Regions from separate parts of the Homo sapiens genome. Here region 2 is linked to region 1. A link is an interaction called in ENCODE POLR2A ChIA-PET data of the cell type or tissue named here. Cell type or tissue: A673. All regions are shown on one strand. Each heading gives the region's core, and the rest is flanking DNA. Links, peaks and the distances in the headings are about the cores only. Region 1 holds the start of SCG2 (secretogranin II). Region 2 has its middle 64 kb from the start of SCG2.

Evidence for each region. ChIA-PET counts read pairs that join two places held together with the same protein. Peaks named below come from ENCODE experiments on the same cell type or tissue, not always from the same donor. Only the 100,000 strongest peaks of a DNase experiment are listed, where the experiment ranks them.
Region 2: POLR2A ChIA-PET joins it to region 1 with 7 read pairs; 1 of 35 experiments calls an interaction of 5 or more read pairs at or near these places.

What each region holds. Positions count from the first base shown.
Region 1 is chr2:223,599,396-223,604,789 of GRCh38, forward strand. It overlaps SCG2 (secretogranin II), which reads right to left and starts at 2,966. Exons shown (of 2, transcript NM_003469.5): 1 at 2,890-2,966. In A673, for the core only: a CTCF peak has its summit at 3,148; a DNase peak (open chromatin) is centred at 3,006; H3K4me3 peaks cover 702 bases; H3K27ac peaks cover 627 bases.
Region 2 is chr2:223,663,896-223,669,289 of GRCh38, forward strand. No RefSeq gene overlaps it. Among named protein-coding and RNA genes, the nearest start is that of SCG2, 64 kb to the left of the region's middle. In A673, for the core only: no CTCF peak of the experiment used is centred there; no DNase peak of the experiment used is centred there; H3K4me3 peaks cover 631 bases; H3K27ac peaks cover 1,589 bases.

The DNA.
Region 1 (5,394 bases), core at 219-5,218:
GATATTATTTCACATTAAGCTTAGGATAACTCTTTTTAAAAATTCATGAATATTTTCCACATGATTCCCACAAGCAAACCACAGGAATCTTTAGCAAAATTATTACTCATTCACCAAAAACTTGCATAGCATTCTCTTAGTTAAAACAACAGCAAAAACACTGATATGAGATTTCTTAAATTTTATTTTTTCATTTACAGAACTTGTAGTTTGATGTTTAGTACATGTTGTTTCTCTATAATAAAGCAGCAAATACTTCCCAAGATGTTTTAATTATTTTATATATTGAAGTCTATTGGCAAAATAATGTGTTGGCTTAATTTAAAACATGCATTTACACATACGCGCCCACAAATTATGTCCTTAAAGTTGTGTCAAAAAACATGTGGTTTATTTCCTGAAATGTCCATCTAATTTTGTTGCTGAAACACAGCTGCAGTTACATGACCATATATGACAAAGTAATACTTTTATATGTCAATCATACCGAATTACCTTCTGGGGAGTCCTATCCAGATATATTTTTCAGAAATAACTTGTTCTCAATCTGATACCGAATCCAATGATCCATAAATAACCTCCAGAACACGGGTCTTCTCAGATTCCAGCCAGTAGACTAAACCAATGAAGTTTCTTTTTGTGTGAACGTGCTAAACCAATAAAGTGTTTTAAAATCTCTTTGCTTCATATTTCTTCTAATAATTTATATTATGACTGTCTTGCAAAATGCAATTGTGGTTATACTTTTCATCAGCCCTTCAGAGTGTATAGTAAATAATAACAGATGCTACAGAGAGAACATAAGTTTTTTTAGCTAGTCTATTTCTGAACTTGTGAGTGTTCAGATTCAGTTTGTCTTCTGTCTGTGTCTATTTTGGTATGGACCTGTGAAATCTTAAATCACTCATACTGTTTAGAAAAATCTTAAAATAACCACTATGTAAATCCCAATTCAAATAAACACAGATGATGTGCTGAATTCTTCCTACTTAAAAATCTCCATTCATTATTTCCTCCGATGCCTTAAAATCTTACATAGGAATTAGGAAGAGGATTAGTTTTTATGTGTTTTACATTTAATATTGCTAACATTGAAAAAACTATTTTAATATTGGCTATTTTGTTGTAAACAAAATGAATGTAAGAGGAGTTTACAAGTTTGTTCATATCTTTACCAGATCATGGTTTTGTGATAGATAAGCTAAGTTATATGTATACAATTTTCTGTTAGCTTAGACATCAATTGTAGAAAATACCATTGTTCACAAGATCATATTGATGATTTTGTTTCCAGTTTTTTAGAGCCCAATAATGGCTTAGTTATGAAAACATTTTAGCATACGTATATACCTATTTAAATGATTCACGTTTACCAGAGTACTTAATTTATTGAAAGAAACATCTTGAAAGGCATTTGAGAGGATACTTCCAAAATATTTATTATAAATACATGTTTACTATAAGTAATTTTATTCATAAAATAATGAGGTTCAAATAAAAATACATTATGCACTCTTGTTTATATTATTTCAGGATTAATGTAGCTTTGGTAATCAACTTTCAACATTGGCATTTGAAATAATAATCTTAAAAACCTTACTGAACTTATTTTTTTTGAAGCCACAATACTGAAATAGTCTTAACATGTGGATTATATGCTCATCTTTAAAATCATTATCTTGGAACTGCACTTTGCTGTAAAGTTGAAGCAGACTACTCATTGCAGTTGTTTAAACCACAGCCTAAGAAGTGCTACCCTTTGCTTAACTATTCAGCTTCAGTTTGAATGACATAGTTATTGCCTTTGAGTGAGACCCAAAGGATTCTTTTCCCAGGTAGCAGCTCTTTCAAGTAGTAAAGATGTTTCAACAGCTCTACTATTCTATATGGGGTTTGATTTAAAATTGAATTTTCTGAAATCCAAATAATTAGAACATTATTTTTCCCCTGATAGCTATCATTAAAATCTCTCAAGTTAAAATGTCTTTTCTGTTGAATTCAGGCTAGAGCATTGACACATGCAGGTGACTATATGTAATTTAAGCAATTCAACTAGTTGGGATACAGAAAAAATGAAATACTTGTCCCAGACAAAATCTTTAGCAACATATTGAACATCCTCTTTAAATCAAATTATAGCAATAACAATAACAATTTACAAAGTTATGAGTATTTTCATCATGTATTCAAAATGATCATTTCTCTGTAATTCATGGTCACAGCCAAATTACAACCCAAGATAATATTTTGCCCTGGAAAAAGGAAGAATCCAGTGTTCAGGAAAATCCTAAGTTAACATCTTAGAACTAAAATTAGGAGATAATAATGTAAGCTCTTTCAAATATACAAGTTCAGAAAAGAATTTTATGTGGTTAGTTAATTCAGAGCTCTTGTAAGATAAATATCAAAGAAAAAAAACCTAGTTCCAAAATGGGTTGCCTTTATGACTAACATGCTTGACAGCCTTTGTATCATTGGAAACCTACTGTTAAGAATATTAAACATATAAATTATACCCCTGGCTTCGTATCTGGCTCTTAGTGGCAGAAATAATAAATTTTGGAAAGAAACAAGATATTGGGCTTGGTTAACTTTACATTAATCTGTGTATTGACACTAAAATCCTTAACTTTTTCACTCTTTTTTATATGATTATCTAAGTAACATTCTGGTTAGTAAATATCCAACATCAAGTAGTATAAAGCATAGACCCGATCATGTATATACACATATGTAGTGTCCTTACATTGGCTGATGAGCAGCAGGTTGCTATTCAGTTATCCTATCGACATAAGCTTGCCAAACAGTCTTTTTCTTCTCAGCTAGGAATTAAAAGAAGAGCATGCAATTTGGAACTTTCCAATAAATCAAAGAGAAAAGCAGCCTTACCTCTTTTTGTTTATATGGCAGAGGAGCTCCACAGCATATTCCTCCCCGTTCTCCGGGCGAGCTTCTCGGGCCGTTTCAGCACACGGACAGCTCCTCTGCTTATAGGGAGCCGCTGCGCCTGACTCCGCACTGCCACACTGACGTCACCGGGTTCAGCCACAAACCCCAGCACAAGCGAGGTTTTTCAAAGAACCAAGAGAAAATAATCACTTTATATTTAAAAAAAAAAAAAAAGAAAGAAAGAAAAGAAAAGAAAAAAAAGTTGCATGCTTACGCCACCTGTCTTTTTGTGGCAAAAATTGCAGTTTTCCTTTTTCTTTTATCAAAATCTTTGAGACGGAATAAACTGCTCTGCACGATTTCTCTTACAAAGAAAGAAATGTGTGTCAGACAGACATGGCTAATTGCAAGACAATCTCATCTATGTTCTAGCAACTTGTTATAATAGTTTCTTGGTGTCACTGTTGTAATTGTTGTCGTCGTTGTAAGAAAGTTTTACAGACAAGGATTATTTTTTCATCTTTGCCCACAAAGAAATTACATTACCATTTCCTGTTATAACCAAGATGAATGGAGGACACATTATAAATATGAAAGGCCATATTTCTTATCATGACCACAGCCATCATTCTTTTAAAATCATATTTATTTGAATAAAACAGAGAGTTCTCTCTCTTTTATATGAGAGCCAACTTTAATAGCTTATATAGTTTTTTAAATGGGTATTTATCAGACTTCAAGCTTAGTAGCTAATAATTCTTTATATCTCTGTTACTGTCTTTCACAATATCTGATCTCAGAAAGGGAAGCTCAGAAGTTGAGTGCTGATGAAAATACTTTCATCTACTTAAAAAAAAAGTCTTTTCACTGTTTGGGAAAAATGTGACACATACGTAACTAGAATTCATTTGCAATCGAAAGGAAGTTGTACTATAAATATTTCCCTTCTCCTGTTGAATCAGATGAGTTGAATACCTTCCATGAATGTGAACAATCCAGGGAATAATACAGCAATTAACTTTCAACCTCTCAGATTTATAATTCATAATCATTCCTCTGCCTTACCAGATAACCTGATTATATATTTCAATAATTTATATGGATATAAATTTTAAACTTTATTTTATTAAAGATATGAGTTTCTAAAAACTGTATATGTTGACATATACTTTAAGAATGCAACAGAATCTTGCCATATAAGAGATCCCATGTGTTTCTGCTAAATGAACAATCAGCCACTGACTCAATAAATTGTAATACCTACTAGGTGCCAGATACATTGCTAAATGCACAATTGTTAACTAATACAAAAATAAGTGATTTTTTTGCCTTTGATGAGCCTTTCAGCTAATGGGGATGACATGCAAATAAACACATAATTTTCATATAAATTGGAAAGCATCAATAGAGAGGTTAGCTAGCAGTGTTTGGACCATTTGGATAGCCAATGGGTTCAACCTAGAAATTCAGGGGGAAACAATGTCCTGGAATAAAAGGCCTAAGCTGAGATTTCTCACTATCAGGTTTTCTTACAAGGATTTCTAACTATGTTAGTACTTTTGAATTCCTCGAAAAAATAGGAAATGGCTTAAAGTCTTACAGAAAAAATCTTGGAAAAATGTGCCTCGATTCTCCCTATTTGGTTTTCCTAAACGACTAGGAGATCATCATTTGTGGATTGATATGAATTCATATACACTCAGACTGGGGTTATATGTCCAATTCATCCAACAAATTTTGCCTCATAGTGGTTTTTTAGGGCATGATCAAATGCTGGGTTGAAGAGACCTAAATATGACCCATTTCTCAAGCATCATCTCAATGACACCAGCTCATTCACTGACATCCTTAGCTAAGATTGCCTTAAATCTTAACAAAGCCCTGGCTAGCTGCTCCAAGTTTGACCTAATTTTCTGTCCAGCAGTTCTGTGTGACCAGTTCAACTAACCAGTATCAACGCAGCTTTAGAAAACTCTGCAATTATTCTTAAAATGTTGAGTTTGTTCAGCATAGGTCTCAAAAGCCCTCCAGAAAGTCATCCTGACTAGGCTAATTCATTTATGTGGAACTAAACTTTTTGGCAAGAACCAGAAGCTACGGTTCTTCTAAAGCCCCAGAGTCAACATCTTGCCTGGAAATATCTTCAATCATCCAAAAGACATGCAAAACCTCATTCAAAATCTCCAAGTAGATGTGAGATGCCAGGAGGCTGTTGCTGGGATGGATTGGCTCCACTAGGCTCAAGATGTGGGTAGAACAATAAGCCATTGTGGGCTATTGAATTTCTGCCTATCTTATGAGACTATGATAAATACCTCTCACTTACTGAGTTCTGTTATGATCCAAGCACTGTACTTGGAACCTAATTTAATCCTCCGGACAACTATAACAAGTAGGTATTTTTATCTCCATTTTACAGATGAAGAAACTAAAGCTCAGAAATAAGTAAGTTGCCCACTATTTTGACTTATAATTGGTAGAGCTAGAATTTGTATTTAAGTCCAT
Region 2 (5,394 bases), core at 340-5,339, 65 kb after region 1:
GACATAAATGAGAGTCATCTCAGAAACCCTTTGTATGGCTGGTATAAGACCCAAATACAGGCTGGGCACAGTGGCTCACACCTATAATCCCAGCACTTTGGGAAGCCAAGGAGGGTGGATCACCTGAGGTCAGGAGTTCAAGACCAGCCTGACCAACATAGTGAAACCCCATCTCTACAAAAAAATACAAAATTAGCCAGACGTGGTGGTACCTGCCTGTAATCCCAGCTACTCAGGAGGCTGAGGCAGGAGAATTCCTTGAACCAGGAGGCCAAGGTTGCAGTGAGGTGGGATCATGCCGTTGCACTCCAGCATGGGCAACAAGAGCAAAACTCTGTCTCAAAAAAAAAAAAAAAAACCCAAATACGGATCCATCATGTAATCCACCCATGCTGAGTAATTAATAGGTATACAGCCCTGGGCTAGCTAGTCTCTCATCCAACAAGTTCTCTACAATGAGCAGTGAAGCCAGTAATTCTCCATGAAGGCTTCTCTTTAGTTCTTTATACATCTGTTAAGTGTCTTCTATGCTCAAACATAAAATGCTCCTTCCAACCATTTTAATAAAAAAATCTATTCTGGGATTGATTAAATGTTCTAGTTACTCTCCTGAAGAAAATTACCATGACTCAATATTATTCCAAACAGTCATTTATAAGCTTTTATTATTGTCGTTATTATTTTATTATTGTTTCAAACAAGCTGGTTAGGAATAGGGGCATATCTATTTTAATACAAGATAATCCAACATGATCTAACCGCTCTTTCCAAAGAACTACAGCTTAATAAGATGACCTTAAAAGGCAAATTCTCTAATATTCTCAGGACAGTGTGAGCAAATCCCGTAGAAGAATCTGGATTTTTTAGATAGACATGGTTGTTTTGGGCTCAATGATCATAGGAGATAGGTACCATTATTATTCCCCATATTACTGATAAGGAAATTGAGACAAAGGAGATTAAGTATTTTTCCTGAGGTCACAACTTGCTTATGTTACACAAGATATGGCCCCTTGAGCAACTCGAGAAGCCCACCTCATCTGTTGGTGCATCATCTGTTAAAAACGTGACAGCCTTAATTGTATATGGAACCAAGAAAGTAAAAGTCTTCAAAGAAAAGTGAACACCTCTTCTCCCTCTCATTCAAGTACATGCAGATAATTCAGAGACCCATGGGAGAAAAGAGCACAACTTGGAAAAAACATCTAACTAATTTTTCTATAGCCTTTGAATAACATCAACAGCCTTTCATGCCTGTTACTCTACAACTGGTCAAGATTGACTCAGAGTTCTTGGCTATATCTGTTGTGGGAATGGAGTTGTATTTTCTTAAACAGAAAGTTGAGTGGCTTTGAAAGAGAGATGCAATCCAACTTCTAATTAGCAAAGGAAGACTTGACTACATTTCCAGGCATTGGAAGAACAAACAGAATAAATTTGAATATTGATGGGATGAACACAACTCTACCAAGTGGTAAGCAAAAAATTTCAAAAGAGGAATTATGCAGGAAGAGGGCAAAAATCATCTTTTTAAAAATCACTGAAGTCCAGTGCATGGCTATGGTAGATGCTAACAAGTTCTTGAGACCCAGGATCACAAACTATAGATGCGAAGAAGTAGGCACCAGAAGTGGTCAAACAACCAACATAAGAACATCACAGTTTTTCAAGAAATGGAGCCTGAGACAATGACAAGAGATGAAGAAGATAATGCCAATCCTGGGGGAGGCAAAAAAAAAAAAAAAGTACCACTGAGCCTTTCCTTTTCCAATGTACGGAAGACATCAGGAGACATATTATCTTCAAATAGTCACACAACAACAACAAAATGAAATGTATGAGGGAAATGTATTTTGAAGAGTTTTTATGTAAAGTACTTGCTGCTATGGGAAGAAAAAGAGCAGAGAGTGATGTGGAGGGGGAAAAGGGCTGATAAAACAAAGACAAGTGATCGTGAGAGGTGTACCATGGGGATTTTCTAGCTCATGAAATGCCTCTCAGTATTAGAAAAGATATCCTAAATAAATAGTTGATTTCATAGCACACACCCTTTGCTCTATATGCCTTTTGTCCCTTCTTTTGCTTGGAAACCTCCCTCCCTTTCTTCAAGACTCAACTCTGATCTTATTTCCCTAGCAAACTTTCCGTTAGCAAACTCTCCTAGCAGTCTAAGGGCATCCAGTTGTCTGTGCTTCCTCTATTATCCTCCTTACAGAGTTGTTTTGTTGATGTTTGTTTGGGGCTGTCTGCCCCAACTGGCAAATTTTGCAATCTTGGTACATATATATCATATTGTTTTTCACACAGTTTGAGCTCTACTATCGTTTGTGGATTATGGTGGTAATTTCCATGAAAAACACATTTATTACAAGAAATGAATAAAATTAGAGTCCTATTTTCCTCACTGTTGAGAGTAGGATCACATAAGAGACAGGGGGAATTGTTTTTATAAGAAATGAAGGAAAAATGACAGTTTCTGCATCTAACATTTTAGTTCAGAAATATGACAGTATCCAAGGTAGCCCACAGTATACTTGCAAAAAAATGGGTAAAAGTGCTGAACAAGGCACCTGAAATTGCAATGAAATTAGAAATCCTGTTTTTAAAAAACAGGCTGGAATAATGAAAAACTGCTTAAGGAAAATTTGATATGGTCCTGTAATGAGAAAGAGCCCTGTAATTGCCTTCTTAACCACCACTGAATTTTAAATAGCTCAAGCATTAACTCTTTGCTGCAGGGAGTCTCAAAAGCAAGAGATTTTGTAACGTTAATTGCTCAAATACTCCTAATTTGTTTCCAAGGGGTTGAAACAGCTCTTAATTGTTCTTTCATCTTTGATCAAGGCAAAGGAAAAAAAAATCATGAATGTCAAATTCATTCAACATACATTCAATTCATATATGTTAAAGTTTTTCAAGTATAGCCCAAAATGAAAAACTGCAAAGTTCTCAGACACTTTAGTTGACGATGAATGTGAAAGATGTACTTGTCTCTTCCACCCGTGACTCCTAGAGTTATGAGGGCTCTCAGTCTGGCATGTGGATATCATCACTCACTTTAATTTTAATTTTAATTTTGTGAGAAAGGAGTCATTTTTTTTTCTTTTTTTTTTTCTTTTTTGACAGAGTCTCGCTCTGTCGCCCAGGCCTTCTACCTCAGCCTCCTGAGTAGCTGGGACTACAGGCACCTGCCACCACACCCAGTTAATTTTTTGTATTTTTCGTAAAGACAGGGTTTCACTGTGTTAGCCAGGATGGTCTCTATCTCCTGATCTCGTGATCCACCTGCCTGGGCCTCCCAAAGTGCTGGGATTACAGGCATGAGCCACCGCACCCAGCCAAAAGGAGTCATTTTTTAAAAAAACACCAAGTTGAGTGGTTTCAAAGAATAATTTTTTCGATGTTTTTTGCCCTCTTCCTACATAATTCCTCTTTGGGGATTTTTTTTTTCTCCATTTCATGGAGTTTTGCTCATCTTTTAAACCTCTGTGAACTTTAATTTTTAATTTATAAAACCATCCTTTAAATCTCTGTAAACTTTAATTTTATAGAGATTAAAAGATTACATTTTTTACTCACTCAAATATCAAAAGTATTTCACTGTTTATTAACTTAGATATGCTCATTCAGTTCATTTAAAAACCACAAAGACTATATCAGGATTTTCTGAAATTTTTCCAAAATAAAAATGGTATGAGTTTCATCAAAAACTGTTGATTACTTTTACCACAATTCATCATTTAAGGTCAGGAAAATATTTTTAAAATATATTCAAACTAGCAGATTAATGCATCAGAAAAACAAATAAATAAAAATGAAGGAAAATGGCATACTAAGACAGTGCATTAGATGGTATCACAAATTCACTAGAAGTCAGAAGAGCTTTAAGAAAAATAAGGATGAAAACAGCAGAGTTGTGTCTGTTAGCAGTGAGAACTAAAAGGCCATAACTTTTTTTATGTAGAAGGACCTCACTATTCTGTACAAATATACAATAATATCATGCAATCCCAACAAATAACAATATAATATTAACGCTTTTGTAGTAGACATGGTTGCCCCTGTAACATCCGTCCTCCCATTCTTTCTTGCTGGGTGTCCACCTTCTTCTATGCAATATGCTCAGGGAAGGTGGCCCAATCCCCAATCCAAGGGTATATTTGGACAGATTTTTGACTTTCGCAGCAATCCTGTTTTCCTTGTGTATTAGTCTGTTCTCTTGCTGCTAATAAAGACATACCTGAGGCTGGGTTAATTTATAAAGGAAAGAGGTTTAATAGACTCACAGTTCCACCTGGCTGGGGAGACCTCACAATCATGGTGGAAGACGAAGGAAGAGCAAAAAGATGTCTTACATGGTGGCAGGCAAGAGAGTGTGTGCAGGGGAACTCCCCTTTAAAAAAACCATCAGATCTCAGGAGACTTACTCACTATCACAAGAAAAAGCACAGGAAAGACCCACCCCCATGATTCAATTACCTCCCACCAGGTCCCTCTCATGACACGTGAGAATTATGGGAGCTACAATTCAAGATGAGATTTCGGTGGGGACACAGCCAAACCATATCACTTTGCTAGTGATTCTTTTAAGGCTAGATATATATTCATCACGTGATCAAGGAAAGCCAGTCCCTCTTTTCTCACAGTTGTGTCAGGATCTGTGCACAGAACTGTGACAGACATTTTGCTACCCTGAGGTGGACGGACTTCCACTCTGTAGATGACAGGATAGACACATGAAAGGGACCTGCATTCTCGAAGATATTATGGAGCTCTTCAGTTAACAAACCTTGGAGTCAACCTAACTTGAACTCTGTGGGATGATAAATTCCTTTAGTGTTTAAGGCATCTGGAGCTGAGGTTCTCTGATACTAGCAGCTAGAGACATACCAACTGATATGATATGTTGAAAGAGGTTGCAGACCAACACATGACCCCATCAGGCTTACCTTGTTCACCAAAAAGGAAAAGTTTCCTCAGACTTTCACTTGCTTTCAAAACTGATGTCCTCAGAGTTGCTCAATGAGCCCACTACAAAAATAAGACACAGAAATCACAAGCTCTCAGGACTGAGAATTTTGGAGGAGGTTAAGAGGGAGCTGCTCTTCCCCATGCTTCCGATTTCCACCACCTTCCCTACACTTCTGACCCTCTTCCAGCTTTTCCTCACTTCTGTTTGACTTATGGGAATTTTCAGTATTTGCAACACACACCCAGAAACTCTGCCACTTACCAGCTTTGTAATTGTGGACAAATTATGTAGTTTCTTTTGACTTTGATTTCCCAGTCTCAAAAATGAAAGAAATAGTAGTATCTAAGTCATGGAGCTGTTAAGAGTATTGAATAATTTAATATATGGAAAGGTATTATACTTCTTAGAATAACACCTGGTAC